Linked DNA regions of Homo sapiens: region 2 is linked to region 1. A link is a loop called in an ENCODE intact Hi-C map of the cell type or tissue named here. Cell type or tissue: mammary epithelial cell. All regions are shown on one strand. Each heading gives the region's core, and the rest is flanking DNA. Links, peaks and the distances in the headings are about the cores only.

The links. A loop is a pair of places that touch in the nucleus more often than their neighbours do. Peaks named below come from ENCODE experiments on the same cell type or tissue, not always from the same donor. Only the 100,000 strongest peaks of a DNase experiment are listed, where the experiment ranks them.
Region 2: a loop joins it to region 1, with 10 times the contacts of the local background. A loop is called at or near these places in 12 of 110 quality-filtered maps.

Annotation. Positions count from the first base shown.
Region 1 is chr7:129,828,558-129,831,463 of GRCh38, forward strand. UBE2H (ubiquitin conjugating enzyme E2 H) reads right to left here. Exons shown (of 7, transcript NM_003344.4): 7 at 2,175-2,906. Among named protein-coding and RNA genes, the nearest start is that of MIR183, 55 kb to the left of the region's middle. In mammary epithelial cell, for the core only: a CTCF peak has its summit at 1,633 (motif pointing left); DNase peaks (open chromatin) are centred at 1,644 and 2,004; H3K4me3 peaks cover 139 bases; H3K27ac peaks cover 1,571 bases.
Region 2 is chr7:129,217,401-129,220,306 of GRCh38, forward strand. No RefSeq gene overlaps it. Among named protein-coding and RNA genes, the nearest start is that of AHCYL2, 6.2 kb to the right of the region's middle. RefSeq lists an enhancer at 1,311-1,360. In mammary epithelial cell, for the core only: a CTCF peak has its summit at 1,328 (motif pointing right); a DNase peak (open chromatin) is centred at 1,351.

The DNA of each region.
Region 1 (2,906 bases), core at 164-2,663:
GAGAGGAAGCTGAGGGAGGCCTGAATGCCAGCCGCACCTGGCATCCGGCACCCCCTTCTAGGTTCATTGCCAAGTACCGGCAGCCAGAAGGGTGTAGTTTTCTCTTAGGGAGTCCAAGTCCGTTGTTGCCACCTCTGACCCCTCGACACCAGGTCCTGGGAGCCAAGTCTTGAGCCCCAAAGAGCTCTGAGGAGCCCAGGTCCACAGAAGTGCCCTTTTTTTGAAAATAAACACCCTTCACTACATAGGTACACACACGCGCGCGTGCAGACACACATGCACACACACACATACACACAGCCAGAGGGAAATGCTCCTATCTTTTATCTTCTAACATTAAATCCCTGGTCAGGATAACTATTCAGTCCCAAGACGTTGGGGGGTGCACACACAGTACACCCTGAGGCCCGAGAGAGCAGGCTTGGGCCCAAGTTGCACTGTCCGGGACTCAGGGGGGATGAGCCCCTGAGATGCTACTTACAAATAGGGCTGCTCAGCCTGCCAGGGGGCTGCAAGGCCTCTGCAGCTCCAGGGATTGTGGGAGTCAGAAAAATCCTTTGTCTTGGTTCTGGGTGGGAAGCGGGACACCCCCAGATCCAGTGTCACAGCCACTCATTCCCAGGAGGACAGAGCAGTCTTCAGAGCCAGCAAGAAAGCTGTGGGGCTCAGAGCCCACTAGCTTTCTTTTCCAGGACAACGTGCCTCAGAAACCCCGGTCCCCTTCCCAGGAAAGGAACAATGACTCAGGCAGGTAGTGACAAGCCACCTGCCACTTGGGAAACAGCTAGACTGAGGCTGAGAGGTTGAGTGGTGCTGGGTGAGATTACTGGGGTTGGTGGAGGGGGGAGGTCGGGGGACCCAAGTGCCGGCGACTGCACTGAGACTTCTCCTGGGAGGGGTTTAAAAGCAGCTGCCTTATTGAGATCAATGGAATGACTGCTCACGTGACCCATGTACCTCTTAAGTCCCCTTCAGGCTGGAAAGTGCTCTACACCCCCAATGCTCTGAGTCTAAAAACTCTAAACCTGTGTTGAAACGCTGGTGTTTCGTGGTTAATATACAGCATCCTCTCTCAGTTACTCTATCCTATGACGGGGCACTGTTTCGCAGCCTGGGTGGAGTTGAGTCACAAGGTGGCAGAGTCAGAACCTACTAGTCTAGGGATGTCAGTTTACAGCTCAGTACCCAAGGTCCATGAAAGCCCAGTGAGGAGCCTGAAGTTGCACAGCTAAAGGAAGGGCTGGGACTCGAACTCATGGCTCTGTGGTTCAGTCCTTTGGCTAAAGGGTCCATGAACGCCACCCACAAAGAATGTATTGAATGTTTTGCTTCTGGGCTCTGGAGGCATCCAGGGTAGCTGGGGGGTTCCCTGCCAGTGAGGAGGGAGCAGGCACTGGCACACCATTCCTCAGTAGCCCGACCTCATTCAATCTGGCAGGTAGGTATGAAGCCGGGTCAACCGGCGCGAATGCATCAGCATGTAGGGAAGGAGAAAAAGGAGTTTAGGGGAATAAGGAGAAAACAGTGGAAAAGAGCTGGAATGAGAACACGCGAACAAAGCAACACTATTTCCTTTGTCTTAAGGTCCTGCTAACAAAACCGTCTCCATTAGACTGAGCGGCATCGCCATCTGGTGGTAACTAAAGGCAAACGCTTTAGAAAGGAATCGAAACGGTCTAATCCAGCGATTAGCATTTTACCATGCAAAACCCACCGTTCCTCATCTCCCAGGAGGCTTAGCACTTGGCAGAGGACCACCTGTTTAGGCAGATCAGTCCCAGCAGGAAGCTGCACTGTCCTTGAACTCCAGGCCACGGAGTATCCTCACTCAGCGTGAGTTGACAGGGCTTAGAAGGTTTAGGCATGGGGGTAGATAGGGACCTTCGGGCTTTCCACGGCTCTAGTGGAGGAGCCTCACAGCCCCGTTCATAGCCAGCAGTTGTGCATCTGAGTTCCAGGTTCAAGGACAGGCCTCTGGGCAGAGCCTCTTGGTTATTACTGCCTAAGGGTGCCACTCCCTTCCCAAACTAATTTAGTCATCTGCATTCTAAGAGCTGCTCAGCCAAAAGAAGCCAGCGTCTGCTGCTCAAAGGAGCCAGAACAGAGAGGGTATTTTAGAAAACCAGCTGAGAGTAATCATGAGGGCTATTATCTTATTGATCAAGGTCCAGCCATTTGCCAAGGTATATACACGTTTATTTAAAAAAGTTTACAGTTTTCATTATACACAACTATTAAGAGGTTATAGTCAGAGGAGGCATGTGTCCTGTTGACAGACGTGCCTACTAGATCATCACAATGCAAGGAGAAAGGTGGAAGGGAGGAGACAGGGCGAGGAAAAATAAGCGATAAAAAGCTTCAGATTTCAGTTAGGGGCTGGCAGTCCCTTTTATCTTTTCAAGTATCACACAATATGTACCAAATACAATCTGTAAATAATGGCCATTTCTTCCCAAGCCCACAGCCAAGATGAGTGTTAGGCTAAATTCAGAGCCCTGGCTCTTCCTCAGATGAGTGGAAAACCTGCGCATGACAGGGCCGGCTCCCCCTTCTCAAAGGGCTTCCTCCCACTCATCCCATCCCTAACAGAATCGCCGAGGTGTTCACGGGCCAGAGAAAGCACAAACATGGATTCAGAAGTCCAAAGAAATGCAGTTCGTTGCGCCCAATCAGAGATAGATGATTTCATTCAACAAGGCTGGAAGCCCAGTTGGGAAGTCGATAAAAAATCTTGCTAACTTTTTTAAATGGCTTTTACTTTTCTAAGTCACTGAAACAAGGAAGGGCCACATGCCATTTAAAATCAAACACTAGTTCCCAGAGACTTGGTGTCCAGAAACTTGACCCACAGAGGCTAGCGGAGGATCTGTCTTTCATGATTCTCAGCCATCCCAACGGGAGGCCTA
Region 2 (2,906 bases), core at 214-2,713, 610 kb before region 1:
GCACAGAGAGTTTCAGTAGCTTGCCCAAGACCACACAGTAAGTGGAAATGCTGGCATTTTGTTGGCTCCAGTGGGCACTTAGCCATGGTGCTCCACTGTCTCTTGTTTAATTCAGAGAATAATAAACCAATCAGAGGAGCTCATTTTATGTGTTAGGTTGATGCAAAAGTCATTGCAGTTTTTGCCATTTTATTTTATTTTATTTTAAGTATTTTGAGACAGAGTTTCACTCTTGCTGCCCAGGCTGGAGTGCAATGGTGTGATCTCAGCTCACCACAACCTCCACCTCCAGGGTTCAAGTGATTCTCCTGCCTTAGCCTCCCAAGTAGCTGGGATTACAGGCATGTACCACCACACCTGGCTAATTTTGTATTTTTAGTAGAGATAGGGTTTCTCCATGTTGGTCAGGCTGGTCTCAAACTCCCGACCTCAGGTGATCCACCTGCCTTGGCTTCCCAAAGTGCTGGGATTACAGGCGTGAGCCACTGAGCCCAGCCAGTTGTTGCCATTTTAATTGGAAAATATAAGCTCAGTGAAGCAAAATGACTTGCTTGCTACCCCGCAGCTAGTGAGTGACAGACACTAGGTCCAGGCTCTTCCTGACTAGTGTCCAGGCTCTTTCCACGCTTAATCCCGCCTTTGATTTTTCTCTCTATCCAGGTTTCCTGGTTTATGTTCCCTCTGGCCATCCCACATCCTCTTACACCTGCTCTTCTTGTTCTTCCCGGCCGTTACTGCTTCCCTTAGCATTGTTACAGCTATTTTTTAGCCTTTATCAACAACAGTATTTAAAATAATGAAAGTTATCAGTGCTGTTTAAGGATCTTTTCTGAAACAAAGGGGAGTGTTACAATGTTCTTCTTTTCATCTCCAAAGACAGTTGACTACTAGTTTTCCTCCCTCCTTCTATCCTTTCTTTAGTGGGATTACTTATGTAAAGGATGGGAGATGGGGTGAAAGGGGAGTTCAATCTGGGCCTTAAAAGCTGAGAAATAGGCCAGGCACTGTGGTTCACGTCTGTAATCCCAGCATTTTGGGAGGCTGAGGCGAGAGAATCACTTGAGTCCAGGAGTTTGAGACCAGGCTGGCCAACATGGCGAAACTGTGTCTCTACAAAAAATAAATTAGCCAGACGTGGCGGTGCATGCCTATAGTCCCAGCTACTCGGGAGGCTGAGGTAGGAGGACTGCTTGAGCCCGCGAGGGTCAAGGCTGGCCGAGAATGCACCACTGCACTCCAGCCTGGGCGCTGGGCTACAGCAAGCACCACCCTGTCTCCAAAAAAACAGCTGAGAAATGTGACATTTGTGCAGAGACTCTGTGGCCACTAGGGGGCAATGTGAGCCCACCTTTGTGAATGCAGATGTCCAGCACCATGGACACTCCCACAACCAAGAAATCTTCCAGTAGTATCCCTACGGGAGCATCAATCTCAGGACTGAACAACAGTAACCACCCTTCTACCAAAAGCTCCTGAGTGAGATCCCCAAAGAAACCCCTCAGGATCCAAGGGGAGCCTGGTTTGTGGGACTCCCAGTTTGGGGGACTCCCTGCTATGCTGTTGCCCTGAAAACACAGCTCCCCATGCGTGCCCCTCATCACAGGCTCTGCCCTCAGCTGCCTCATTGGGCCTCTTACCATTCTTTCAAATTCAGCTGGCCTTGCCTCTGTTTGTTCCAGCTTCCTTAAAGCAGTCTGTCCACTGCCCATCTTTGTTCCTCTGTGCTTTTTTTTTTTTTTTTTTTTTTTGAGACAGGGTGTCACTCTGTTGCCCATGCTGGAGTGTTGTTCCTCTGTCTTCTTTTTTTTTTTTTTTTTTTTTTTTGAGACAGGGTCTCACTCTGTTGCCCAGGCTGGAGTGCAGTGATGCAATCTCGGCTCACTGCAGCCTCAATTTCCTGGGTCAGGCGATGTTCCTGCCTCAGCCTCCCAAGCTGCTGGGACTACAGGTGCACATCACCATGCCAGCCTAATTTTATTTTTTGTAGAGATGGGGTCTCACTATGTTGTCCAGGCTGGTCTCCAACTTGGTCTCGGCCCAGGTGATCTTCCTGCCTTGGCCTCCCAAGGTGCTGAAATTGCAGGCATCAGCCACCGTGTTCAGCCTCTGCCTGCTTTTTTATTTTTATTTTTAGAGACAGAATCTTGCTCTGTTGCCCAGGTTGGAGGGCAGTGGTGCAATCATAGCCCACTACAGCCTCAAACTCCTGGGCTCAAAGGATCCTCCGGCCTCAGCCTCCCAAGTAGCTACAACTACAGGCATGTACCATCATGCCAGACAAATGTTATTAAAAACAAATTTTTTTTAGAGACAGGGTCTGGTCATGTTGCCTATGCTGGTCTTGAACTCCTGGCATCAAAGTGATCTTTTGCCTTGGGCTCCCAAAGTGTGGGGATTATAGGCATGAGCCACTATGCCCAGCCTACTTTTGTTTTTAAGAAATTGAAACGATATAGAAAAGTACAAAGAACAACCTAATAAACACTCATATTCCCACCACTCAGAATTATCAACTTTTTATCATTTTATCATATTTGCTTCAGATCTTTTTTTTTTTTTAAAGAAAAGTATAACAGATTTAGCTAAAGTACCCTTTGACCAATACCCCACCCCACTCTCCCCGCTGCTCAAAAGGAAAGCAAGCCTGGGCACAGTGGCTAGCACCTGTAATCACAGCACTTTGAGAGGTTGAGGTGGGTGAATCACGAGCTCAGGAGTTCAAGACCAGCCTGGTTAGCATGGTGAAACCCCATCTCTACTCAAAATAAAAAAAAAATCAGCTGGATGTGGTAATGCGTGCCTGTAATCCCAGCTACTCGGGAGGCTGAGGGAGGAGAATCGCTTGAGCCTGGGAGGCGGAGGTTGCAGTGAGCCGAGATCCTGCCATTGCACTCCAGCCTGGGCAA